Regions from separate parts of the Homo sapiens genome. Here region 1 is linked to region 2. A link is an interaction called in ENCODE POLR2A ChIA-PET data of the cell type or tissue named here. Cell type or tissue: PC-9. All regions are shown on one strand. Each heading gives the region's core, and the rest is flanking DNA. Links, peaks and the distances in the headings are about the cores only.

Region 1 (6,335 bases), core at 570-5,569, 100 kb after region 2:
CTAGGAATGCCTGCCTGAGAATGAAGTGGCTCAGAAGACAGGAGAGCAGATCAAAGGAAGGAGATCATTTCTTAATGACAGTATTTGAATTGTGAGTGAAAATAGGTCGATTCTTAAACTTTCAAATTTCACAAATGAAGAAACAAGACAAAGATTAACTTAGAGGAAAGCAAAAGATTATATCGGAAACAAAAAGAGAAATTATAAAATGCTACATGTCTCAGCTGTGAGCAGCTTTTATGTAGTCATAATAATGTAAATTGTGAATACTGGTTTAGCCAAAATTAAAACATAATTATACGAGGTGAATGGTAAGAAGAGAAGAATAGATACATAGGAAGAAAGTAATGAGTAAATAATGCTCATCCTAAAATAGGAAGTCAATAGATGATATGGTTTGGCTCTGTGTCCCCATCCAATCTCATTTCCAATTGTAATCCCCACGTGTTGAGGGAGGGAGGTGATTAGATCCTGGGGGCAGTTTCCCCCATGCTGTTCCAGTGATAGTGAGTGAATTCTCACAATATCTATGGTTTTTAAGTGTTTGGAAGTTCCTCCTCACTCTTCTCTTTCCTGCCAACTTGTGAAGAAGATGCCTGCTTTCCCTTCCACCATGATTGTGTTTCCTGAGGTCTCTCCAGCCATGTGGAACTGTGAGTCAATTGAAACTTTTCCTTTGTAAATCACCCAGTCTCAGGGGAGTTCTTTATAGCAATGTGAAAACGGACTAACACAATAGATGACATCTAAAGCTGAAAACTCACAAAGCAGCTATATAAGCATATTATTTAGAAGTTAAGACATGGCAGGTCATGGTGGCTCATGCCTGTAATCCGAACACTTTAGGGGGCTAAGGCAGGAGGATCACTTGAGCCCAAGAGGTCAAAAGTAGCCTGGGCAGCATAGTGAAATCTGTCTCTACAAAAAAAAAATTTTTTTTTAATTAGCCAGGTGTGGTGGTGCATGCCTGTAGTCCCAGCTACTTGGGAGGCTGAAGCAGAAGGATTTCTTGAGCCTGGGAGGTCAAGGCTGCAGTGAACCATGATTGCACCACTGCACTCCAGCCTGGGCAACAAAGTGAGACCCTGTCTCAAACAAGAAAAGAAAATATGACCAAAAAACTCTCTCCCAACCTCAAAAAAAAAAAAAATCCCACTGAGGCCAGACATGGTGACTTGTGCCTATAATCCCAGCACTTTGGGAGGACAGGGTGGGAGGATCATTTCAGCCCATAAGTTCAAGACCAGCCTGGACAACATAGTGAGACCCTGTCTCTATAAAAGCAATTTTTAAAATTCCACTGAAACAATTAGAATTACTGCTTGGGGCCCTTGGTAGTCCCCTTTTAATGTAGAAATTCATATCCTTCAGTTCCGACAAATGTTCTTGATTTACTTATTTGATTATTTTCTTCTATCCATTTTCTCTTATCTCCTTTTATGAATTTTTTTCTTCTTCTTAAAAAAAATCCTCAGATTCCTTTTACCATCTGAAATACCTGTTATGCAGATATTGAACTTCTTGCACTGGTCCTTTAGTCCTCTAAATCTTTTCTCTATGTAATTATCCTTCTCATTGTCTTTTCACTCTACCTTGTGAGAGATGTCCTCAATTTATATAATTATCTTTCTCTCTCTCTCTTTTTTTTTTTTTTTGAGACAAAGTTTCACTCTGTTACCCAAGCTGGAGTGTAGTGGCACAAGCATAGCTTAGTAATCTTGACCTCCCAGGCTCAGGTGATCCTCTCACCTTAGCCTCCCGAGTAGCTGGGATTGCACACACATGTGCTACCATGCCCAGCTGATTTTTGTATTTTTTTTTTTTTGTAGAGATGGGGTTTTACCATGTTGGCCAGGCTGGTCTCGAACTCCTGGCCTCAAGTGATCCACCCTCCTCGGCCTCCCGAAGTGCTGGAATTACAAGCGTGAGCCACTACGCCCGACCTTCAACTCTTCTATTGGGTATTTTTTTAATATATATTCTCGTGATTTGAATATTAAGGATGTCTTTCTTACTCTTTTTAGAGACAGATAAATAGATGATAGAGAGAGAGATAGATGATGATAGATAGATAGATAGATAGATGATAGATCATCAAACTGTTCACTTTTATGGATACAGCATTCTCTCTTCTCCATCAGAGATATGAAAGTATTTCCCTTTTCTCCTCCTGCCTGTATCCATGCCTTCAATGTTGTTTTAATCTACTTGTTGCCCTCTCTGTCTTTCACATAAGTGGATCCTCTCAGATGTTGAATGACCTTGGATTCCCTAAGAGCAGGTGACTAGAAAGCGAATAGAGAGCTCTGAGCATCTTCTGGATGCACTACATTTAGATGGTCCTTTGCTCTTGGTGGGTGATATGCGTGGCCCATTTCTTTGAAGGAACTCTGATATCAGGATCTTTAGGTCTTCTTGGCTCATCAGGTTCCCCAGAGATGACTTTTCCACTCTTCAGCCTAGAGAGAGTAGAAGCTGGAAGCAAACATTCTGGGAACTAAGGATAGGAAGACAAGCTGACTGCTCTTAGAATATATGTTAAAAATCACTTAATTCCACTGTTCTTTGCAGAGTAGCCCCTAGCTTCGATGTTGCCTAGTGTCTTCCATTTCCAATACCCTCTTTTGAATAAACCTGCAATATTTTGTCCTTGTTGGGCCTACACTTGATCTACTATACAGAGTAGAGGAGGAGCTCTGGGGTGAGAGGTGTCCAACTGCATCTTATAAACACTTTCAGCACAATCTCCTATTTATAGGCTCACGCCTGTAATCCCAGCACTTTGGGAGGCCAAGGTGGGTGGATCACCTGAGGACAGGAGTTCAAGACCAGCCTGGCCAATACGGCGAAACACTGTCTCTACTAAAAATACAAAAATCAGCTGGGCGTGTGGCAGGTGCCTGTAATCCTAGCTACTCAGGAGGCTGAAGCAGGAGAATTGCTTGAACTCAGGAGGCGGAGGTTGCAGTGAGCCAAGATGGTGTCACTGCACTCCAGCCTGGGCGACAAGAGCAAAACTCTGTCTCAGAAAAAAAAAAAAAAAAAAAAAAAAAAAAAAAAGAGTTATCTCTGCTAGGTTATAAGTATCTGGACATCAAAAATAGGTTAATATTTATATTCATGTATTTCTTTCCGTGTCTAATACAGTGAATTGTACCTTGACCTTGCACAATAAATGATTGTGCAATTGATATTTCAGCATAATTACCATAAGGCAAGACTAGATAAAAAAAATCTAGTAGGTTGATAAGCTTTTAACTAATTTTTACCAAAAATTTGGCACAATAACAATAATTATTATTTTTTCCTTCTAATGAATACCACAAATAAGTGTTTTGCGCTGTGTAGGAAAAAAGAAAGATGATCGGGCAGAATGCCTAACAAGGTTGAATAATTAGTCAAATTTTATTTTTGAGCATTTTTCCTAAAATTCAATTGCATGGTTTAAATGCTTGCTCTTTGCTGCTTTGGAAATCTGTTGATAAATGACATTGCAGTCCTTGATATGCACTTGCACAGGCATTCATGTGTTTCTTGCCAGTGCCAGGAGGCAGAACCAATATTATTTTTCCTTTCTGAGGGTGAAGGAGTTCACAAAGATCACCTGACTAGTCAAGGCCTTTTCTACACTGAGATCTTTCTAACAGGTCATTGAATCATCACCAACTGAAGAAAATAAGGACTGTTTGCACTATATATTTTCACTATCATTCATTTGCTTCTTGGTACCCTCCAAAAGAGATGAGCGATTTTTTTTCTCTTTCTTTAGGGGGGCAGGGTGGGGGTGGGGTCTCACTCTGTTGCCCAGGCTGAAGCGTAGTGGCACAATCGTGGCCCACTGCAGCCTTAACCTCTCGGGCTCAAGCAATCCTCCCACCTCGGCTTCCCATGTAGCTGGGACTACAGGTGCATGCCACCAAGCCCAGCTAGTTTTTTAATTCTTTTGTGGAGACAGGGTCTTGCTATATTGTCCAGGCTGGTCTTGAACTCCTGGGTTCAATTGATCCTCCGACTTCAGCCTTCCAAAGTGTTGGGATTATAGGTGTCAGCCACGGTGCCTGATGAGTTGAGTGATTCTGACAAAATTTGGTTCTTTAAATAAAGGTATCAAGAAGCATCTAAAGCTTGTATTGGCCACCCTGAAATGAAACAGTCAGGAAGAACTAGATTATAAATTCTTTGAAGGCAAAAAACTCTTAATTTTCTCTCTCATATCTCATCACCCTATACCACTGGTGGACATAAAATAGATGTTCAGGCCAGGCGTGGTGGCTCACGCCTGTAATCCCAGCACTTTGGGAGGCCGAGGCAGGAGAATCACGAGGTCAGGGGTTCAAGACCAGCCTGGAAAGCATAGTGAAGCCCCATTTCTACTAAAATCACAAAAAATTAGCCAGGCCTGGTGGCAGGTGCTTGTAATCCCAGCTACTTGGGAGTCTGAGGCAGGAGAATCGCTTGAACCCAGGAGGCAAAGGTTGCAGTGAGCTGAGATCACACCACTGCACTCCAGCCCGGGCTCCACCCCCTCAGCCTCCCAAAGTGCTGAGATTACAGGTGTGAGCCACTGCGCCTGGCCTAACTCTAGTGCAAGACTCCATCTCAAAAAAAAAAAAAAAAACATGTTCAATACCATTGTTGTTTGAACAGGTAACAGAAGTTTCCAAATGGGATTATTCTCTCCAATTTGAAATGATTTTATTGAAATTTGCTATCTGGTTAATGCTAACTACTGTTATTCCACTGAGTATAATCTTTAGTTCACATTTCTGCTGGCTAATAGGCTTCCCAAAGCCATTTACTAACATGAACATGATACTGCAACCAGCCGTAAAATCTGGAAGAGTAACTAAGAAACCTTCCTTCCCTTATTAGTTTATTGATTGGTTTATTTATTCTGATGTTCCAGAATTATATGAATCTAGACTATGCTTCTTTTGAAAGCCTGGATTTTATGTGGAAAAGGTGATCTTTTCCAGTAACATTTTATTCCACTTTCAACTTATACCATATAAAATGTGCATTTGGAATCTCTCCAACAGCAAATACAGATGTAGTTTAATCCACCCTGACTAAAGAACAGTCCAGAAACAAAAATATTCTGGGGCTCACTGATCTGTAAACACAAAATTAATGAATCATGTTCTGGTACTCATTCTGCTACTCATGTGATTTAGCCTATTACACATTTAAATATTCATACCTTTGTCTGTAAAATAGAAATAGAATTGCTTATTACCTTCTGAATAGTTTTAAGGAAAAACCAATAATATAGATTTTAATACTAAAATATATGTGTGTATAGATGTCATGACATCTATTTATTAAATATTAAATAATATATGGCACATGACTGGGCACCATGAAGGTTAAAATCACAGCTTTAGAAAGAAAAAACTCACCTTTAATTTCCAAAATTTGGTTAAAAGCTTTCTTTACAAAGTTATGTAGTTATGTAGTCTTAAGTATTTAATAAAATATATTTATATCAAGTAAACGATAAGAGTCTTGCTAGCCATCTTAGTTTGGTAAACAATGCTCCCAGAATTATTGAAAAATCGAATTGTCATTAACCTTTGCAAATACACACAGTTGTAGTCTTTAAGAGTGACAAATTACGATTATGGCCTAATTACTGAGGCTTACTCTGGACAAATGCAAAATATTTACCATGTAATATAAGAATCCATACAACCCAATTGCTTCAGTACAGATAAATTCTATGGCCACCTCATGCCTAAACTTTTTTTTTTTTTATTTTAGAGGAAATAATATAATTGTCATTTTATGTGCTCAACATCATAGAAGTAAAAATTAGTCTCCAAACAAGCTTTGTTCAAATGTGTTTGCAAATGTTCTTTCTGTGTGCATTTCTAAACACCCCCCACCAAAGAAACCCCCCACCAAAGAAATATTTAAACAGATTTTGCCATTGCAGAGTAAGCAGTAAGGAAATCTACACAATTATAGATGTTTCGATGGCCAGGCATGGTGGCACATGCCTGTAATCCCAGCACTTTTGGAGGCCAAGCCAGGCAGATCACCTGAGGTCAATACCAGCCTGGCCAACATGGTGAGACCTCATCTCTACTAAAACTACAAAAAATTAGTCAGGCATGGTGGCACATGCCTGTAGTCCCAGCTACTCAGGAGGTTGAGGCAGGAGACTCACTTGAGCCCGGGAGGTGGAGGGTGCAGTGAGCCAAGGTCACACCACTGCACTCCAGCCTGGGCATCAGAGCAAGACTCCATCTCAAAAAAAAAAAAAAAAACTATAGATATTTCAAAATACTTAGGGTAACTGATATAGAACATAAAGACTTAGAAATTGGTTCTTC
Region 2 (6,335 bases), core at 469-5,468:
CTGGTAGGGCAATGCAGAAGGGAAATTGGGGTTGGAGCCCCCACACAGAGTCCCCACTGGGGCACTGCCTCAGTGAGAAGAGGCCCACCATCTTCTAGACCCCAGAATGGTTTATCCACAAACAGCATGCACTGTGTGCCTGGAAAAGCCACAGACACTCAAAGCCAGCTTGTGAAAGCAGCTGGGAGGGGGTCTGTAATGTGCAAAGCCACAGGGGTGGAGCTGTCCAAGGCCGCGGGAACCCACCTCTTGCATCAGCGTGAACCTGGATGTAAGATATAGAGTCAAAGATCATTTTTTGACTTTAAGGATTAATGACTGCCCTATTGGATTTTGGACTTGCATGGAGTCTGTTGCCCCTCTGTTTTGACCAATTACTCACATTTGGAATGGGTGTATTTACCCAATGTCTGTATCCCCATCATATCTAGGAAGCAACTAACTTGCTTTTGATTTTACAGGCTCAGAGGTGGAAGGGACTTGCCTTGTCCCAGATGAGACTTTGGAGTTGGACTTTTGGGTTAATGCTGGAATGAGTTAAGACTTTGGGAGACTGTTGGAAGGACATGATTGTGTTTTGAAATGTGAGGACATGAGATTTGGGAGTGCCCAGGGGCGGAATGATATGGTTTGGCTCTGTGTTCTCCACAACTCACCTTGAATTATAATAATCCCCATGTGTCAAGGGCAGGACCAGGTGGAAATAATTGGATCATGGAGGCAGTTTTCTCTGTGCTGTTCTCATGATAATTAGTGAGTCTCATGAGATCTGATGGTTTTATAAGCGTCTGGCATTTCCCCTCCTTGCACTCATTGTTTCTCCTGCCACCCTGTGAAGAGGTGCCTTCCACCATGATGTTAAGTTTCTTGAGGCCTCCCCAGCCATGTGGAACTGTGAGTCAATTAAACCTCTTTTCTTTATAAATTACCCAGTCTTGGCTGGGCACGGTGGCTCACACCTGTAATCCCAGCACTTTGTGAGGCTGAGGTGGGTGGCTCACTTGAGGTCAGGAGTTCGAGACCAGCCTGGCCAACATGATGAAACCCCCGTCTCTACTAAAAATATAAAAATTAGCCAGGTGTGGTGGCACACGCCCATAGTCCCAGCTACTCGGGAGACTGAGGCAGGAGAATCACTTGAGTCTGAGAGGCAGAAGTGCAGTGAGCCAAGATCATGCCACTGCACTCCAGCCTCGGTGACAGAATAAAACTCCAGCTCAAAAAAAAAAAAAAAAAAGAGAAAGAAAAAAAGAAAGAAAGAAAAACAAATTACCCAGTCTTGGGTATTTCTTCATAGCAGCATGAGAATGGACCAATACAACCATGTTTATTCTTCAGCTACGGTAGCAGGACTGACTTTGACATGCTGATGTTCTTTTTCTTTTTCTTTTCTTTTCTTTTTTTTTTTTTTTTGCAGGGACTTTATGTTTTCATGGTTTATTTCATTTTACACAACCAAATGTGTTGCCCTATGAAGGCCAGTTACACTGTGGAAATGAATGGGCATCCTGGACCCAGCACAGCCTTTTTCACGCCCGGGAGTGGAATGCCTCCTGCTGGAGGGGAAATCAGCAAGTCCACCCAGAATCTCATCGGTGCTATGGAGGAGGTGTCTGCCCTTGCCCTTTCATTCTCTGTCTCTCTGTCTCTGTCTCTCTCTCTCTCTCTGTCTGTCTCTCTCTCTGTGTCTGTCTGTCTCATTGACAGGCTCTCCACCTCATAAAGAGTACAAGATGAATCACACTAGGTGACTTTTAAATCAAGATGAATCACACCAGGTGACAACTTCTGACCTATGGTACTTGGTTTCCTTACTATAGCGTCACACCCATTATCTAATTCTTTTTCTTCCTCACCCTGTGAGCTAGACTGACCAGCAGTTTGTGTTGGGAAATCAGATGGAGTATAATTTGACATTTCTTTCTTCAGAATCTTTCTAATTTGACATGTCAGTGACTGGGTCTGCCAAGGAAATGGTTCTTAAGATGCTATTTTTCCTAAAAATACTTTCATAGCTCTCTTCCTCCACCCATTCCAACTCACTACTTCAATCCCAGCAAACAGAGAAAAGAAATTAAGCCAAACCTCTTTTCAATTTACATACCAGAAAATATTTTAGAAAACAAGCTCAGAAGAGTGCTTCTGCAGCACTATTGGAAAATCTAGCCAGGATTTCCTCTGTACAAATCTACCTCCCATTGCTCTCTGCATTCTGTCCACATCATTTTTATTTCCTGTGTGTGAATCCCATTGCCACCAGCTTGTCAGTAATGCTGCCCCTAGCAGTGGGGCCACTGCTCACATTTTAAAACATCCCTGAATTCCTTTGGCCAGGAGGAGATAGTAACAAAGGCCTCTAAAAATTTCTGCAGTGTCCAAGATGTGCTTGGTTACCATTTTTTTATAAGCTCATATTGCCCTCTTTATATTAAGGAGCCAAGGAAAACAGTATTTGTGTTTACTTCCTGAAAAATGGCAGGAAATCAAGGTACATCTGTCTGAAAAGGAAACAGTTTATATTAATAGATGGATGGAGAGATTGGTAGATAGATAAATCAATAGACTGATAACTTACCTGTCCAGAGATAACTTTTGTCCTTCATAGCAATATGGAAAGGTATTTTATTTATGTTAGGTTAAAATTAAGGTAAATATTCACAATTCAAGTACTATATATATTTTTAGTTTGAATGAGAAATTTTTATATACAGAATTATTAACTAGTAACAGAAACAGAGTAGAAAGGTGGTTGTCAGGTGCTGGGGGTGAAAGAAATGAAGGATTTTGATCAAAGGGTACAAAATTTGAGTTATAAAATGAATAAGTTCAAGTACAGTCTTTAAAAATCAACCTATATCTTTAGTATCCTTAATTTTTTGGAAATCTAGTACGATTTCTCTATCCCCAAAGTTCTTAAAATAGACTTATTTCATCACAGCAGGCCCAATGGAAACAGGGACTTTTTTAGGATCAAGAATTCAGAAATGAATCTTAAAATTTTTTTTGAATGGTTGCTCAGTCCAGCATTTGTTTACATCTGAACTGTTCAATACAATAACCATTAGCTGCATGTGGCTATTTAAATTTAAACTAAAGTTAGGCAACATTAAAGAGTCAGTTTATCATTCACCCTCACCACATTTTAAGTGCTCAACAGCCACATGTGTTTGGTAGCTGCCATATTGGAGAACACAGATATAACACATTTGTATCAGTGCAGAAAGTTTTATTGGACACTGCTGGTCTAGATGTTCAACTTCCTAGTGAAATTTTTTAAGGTTCATCTTTTCCTCTCAAGTTCATTTCTAAAGTTCTCAGATCGCCATTTTCAGAAACGAAGTGTCTTTGCTGTTTCTCAGAACACCCTGTGTTGATAGGCAGTAGCTGTAACCTGTCTCTCAGAACACCCTATGTTGGTAGGCAGTAGCTGTAACAGTCCAATTCTTGGTCCAGAGCCACCACTTGGGTGCTCACTTGGGTGTTGTGCAACAGGAGAGCCTGAAGTATGCTCTGCATTCCTCAGAGGCATAGAATTGGCCTTGATTCAGCTGTCAGTGAAGTGCCGTCAGAGACATTCTAAAAAACCATGCAGAGAAGGGAAAGTACAGGAAGGAAGGATTAAGGGGTTGTTTACCAGTAACCTAGAGGGATGTAAATACATTTAATCATTCCAGGATAGAGCTATCTTTTTAATCATTCAATCAAAAACAAGGAGGAATGCTATGAAAGTATTTTTCTCAATTTAGTATATCCTTATAGATACCTACTATATTTAAAATCCTATGTGGCATTTTAGATAAAGGATTAGGAGGATTCTTCTCCATTTCTTATATTTTTTAACAGAATTTTCTTTGCATACATCTTACCAAAAAAAAGTATTTATTGGGTTAAAAATTAGTTTTCGTTCCCCACACATGACAACATAGAAATCTACAAGTAATTCAAATAGAGACATGGTTTAGAATCACAGATTAAATTGTCTCAGGGAGAGACATAATTTTCTAAAGAATGAAGATAAAATTAAAGTTGTTTTATTTTGTTTTGTTTTGTTTTTGTTTTTGTTTTTTTAGTAGAGACAGGATGTCTCTCTGTCACCCAGGCTGGAGCACAGTGGCATGATCATAGCCCACTGCAGCCTCAAACTTCTGAGCTCAAGTGAGTCTCCCACCTCAGCCTCCTGAGTAGCTGGGAATACAGGTGCACACCACCATACCCAGCTAATTTTTTACATTGTAAAAATTTTCGTAGAGATGGGGGTCTTACAGTCTTGTCCAGGTGGGTCTCTAACTCCTGGGCTCAAGCAATCCTCCCACCGAAATTTAAGGCCAGGCATGGTGGTTCACACCCATAATCACGGCACTTTGAGAGGCTGAGGCAGGATCTCTTGAGCCCAGGTGTTTGAGACCAGCCTGAGCAATGTAGTGAGACTCCATCTCTAGAAAAAATAAATTTATAAATAAGTAAAGGTCTAGTTTCAAAACAATGCCACTGCCGTTTAGCAAGGTCTTTGTACGGAGAGGCAGAGATCAATTGTCCATTTGGGTTTCATAGTGAATGTGTATGCATTCATATTATGGTTTCTTTTTCCCCCCATCCCAATCTAAAAAGGTGCCACCTGACTGGGAGAGAGCATCCTTCCAACAGGGCAGTCAGGCCAGCCCTGATTTAAAGCCAAGTCCACAAAATGGAGCCACGTTCCCGTCCTCTGGAGGATATGGCCAGGGGTCACTGATAGCCGATGAGGAGTCCCAGGAGTTTGATGATTTAATATTTGCATTAAAAACTGGTATGTATGAACCCATGAACGACATTAGAAGTAGGCACTCTTGCTATGTTACAATTTATATTTTCTTTCCATGAAGTTGCAAAGTACTATCAGTCACCCTTAGCACATCCTGATTCTCATGACCCATTCCTAATCCCAGGAAAACTCTAGGATATTTTGTTCTTGGCACCAAATGTAAGACAACCTAAAAATAATTTATAACTTGTTTTCAAAAAAGACATACTCTAACTAAATGTAAATATCCCTGTCCTGGAATCTTGCTAGAACACCAAGATACTATTAAGTTTGCTATAGACAGTCGATAGGGATCTCACTGAGGGAGTTTTGCCTCTGGCCTGCCAAAGAGACCTTCTTATGCAGTGCCTTTGAAGCAGAAACTTTCCAAGGCAACATAATGAGCATGGTATAGTTCTATAATTTCCAAGTGCTATCACATACAATAATTCTTTGACCCTCCTATTTACTCAGTCCCACTCAACTTTGACCCCAGTGGATAGTTCTTACAGAATGAGAGGAAAACAGTCCAAGAGGTCCCAACTCATCAGCATATGATACTAGAAACATGCTAAGGCAATAAAAGACCATGAAACCGCCTGATTAAGGGTCACACGCTCCTGGGTGAAACAGTTAGTGGATATCATTCTTTCCAGTGTGTCTAAATGATATCTGCATTCATAATATAAACATAGTGGATATTTTATTGGTCAGAAATTCTATTTTGAACATTAAAAGAAAACCGTAAACTAATTTGAGTTTTCAAATCAAATATGCAGTTTAAAAATTTTTTCCTCAGAAAAATGTTGAACTGACACTTATAAAAATTCCAGTGAATTTTAATTTCTAGATAACCACATAAGCAAGAAAATGTGTCCATGCCCAGTTGAAGTTATTGAAATATTTATTCAGAAGTGCATTTTACTTTCTTATAGTTTTATTGTTTGGCTATGAAGTATATTGCTTTGCTAAAACATTTTTCTTTATTATTTTGAAGTTAAAATTTTATTATATCTTGAAAAATACTCCAAAATTCCTAAGAATAACAGCATATTTTCATGTATCATATTTTACAACCTTCCCAAGGTTACATAGTTAAGCGGCGGCGCAAAGCAGATGCAGGCCGCCTGGCCTTGAGACCGTGCTCTCAGCCGCTGTGGCACAACCGCCTCTCGAGTGCTTTGTTAAGAATGGCACATCCTATCTGTATTAGTCCATTCTCACACTGCTATGAAGAAATACTGGAAACTGGGTAATTTATAAAGGAAAGAGGTTTAATTGACTCACAGTACCACATGGCTGGGGAAGCTTCAGGAAATGTACAATCATGGCGGAAGGCAAAGGAGAAGCAGGCACCTTCTTCACAGGGTGGCAGGACAGAGTGAGGGCAAGCAGGGGAAATGCCAGACACTTGTAAAACCATCAGATCTCGTGAGACTCACTCACTATCATAAGAATAGCATAGGGTAAACTGCCCCCATGATCCAGTTGCCTCCACGTGGTCCTGCCCACCACACGTGGAGAATGTGGGGCTAGAATTACAATTATAATTGAA

The links. ChIA-PET counts read pairs that join two places held together with the same protein. Peaks named below come from ENCODE experiments on the same cell type or tissue, not always from the same donor. Only the 100,000 strongest peaks of a DNase experiment are listed, where the experiment ranks them.
Region 1: POLR2A ChIA-PET joins it to region 2 with 14 read pairs; 2 of 35 experiments call an interaction of 5 or more read pairs at or near these places.

Annotation. Positions count from the first base shown.
Region 1 is chr5:91,252,411-91,258,745 of GRCh38, forward strand. All of the region lies in intron 1 of LOC107986432 (a long non-coding RNA gene), which reads right to left. Among named protein-coding and RNA genes, the nearest start is that of LUCAT1, 59 kb to the right of the region's middle. In PC-9, for the core only: no CTCF peak of the experiment used is centred there; no DNase peak of the experiment used is centred there.
Region 2 is chr5:91,148,613-91,154,947 of GRCh38, forward strand. It overlaps ADGRV1 (adhesion G protein-coupled receptor V1), which reads left to right. Exons shown (of 90, transcript NM_032119.4): 88 at 1,418-1,609; 89 at 4,609-4,786. It overlaps LOC107986432 (a long non-coding RNA gene), which reads right to left. Exons shown (of 7, transcript XR_001742795.2): 7 at 3,210-3,576. Among named protein-coding and RNA genes, the nearest start is that of LUCAT1, 160 kb to the right of the region's middle. In PC-9, for the core only: no CTCF peak of the experiment used is centred there; a DNase peak (open chromatin) is centred at 3,529.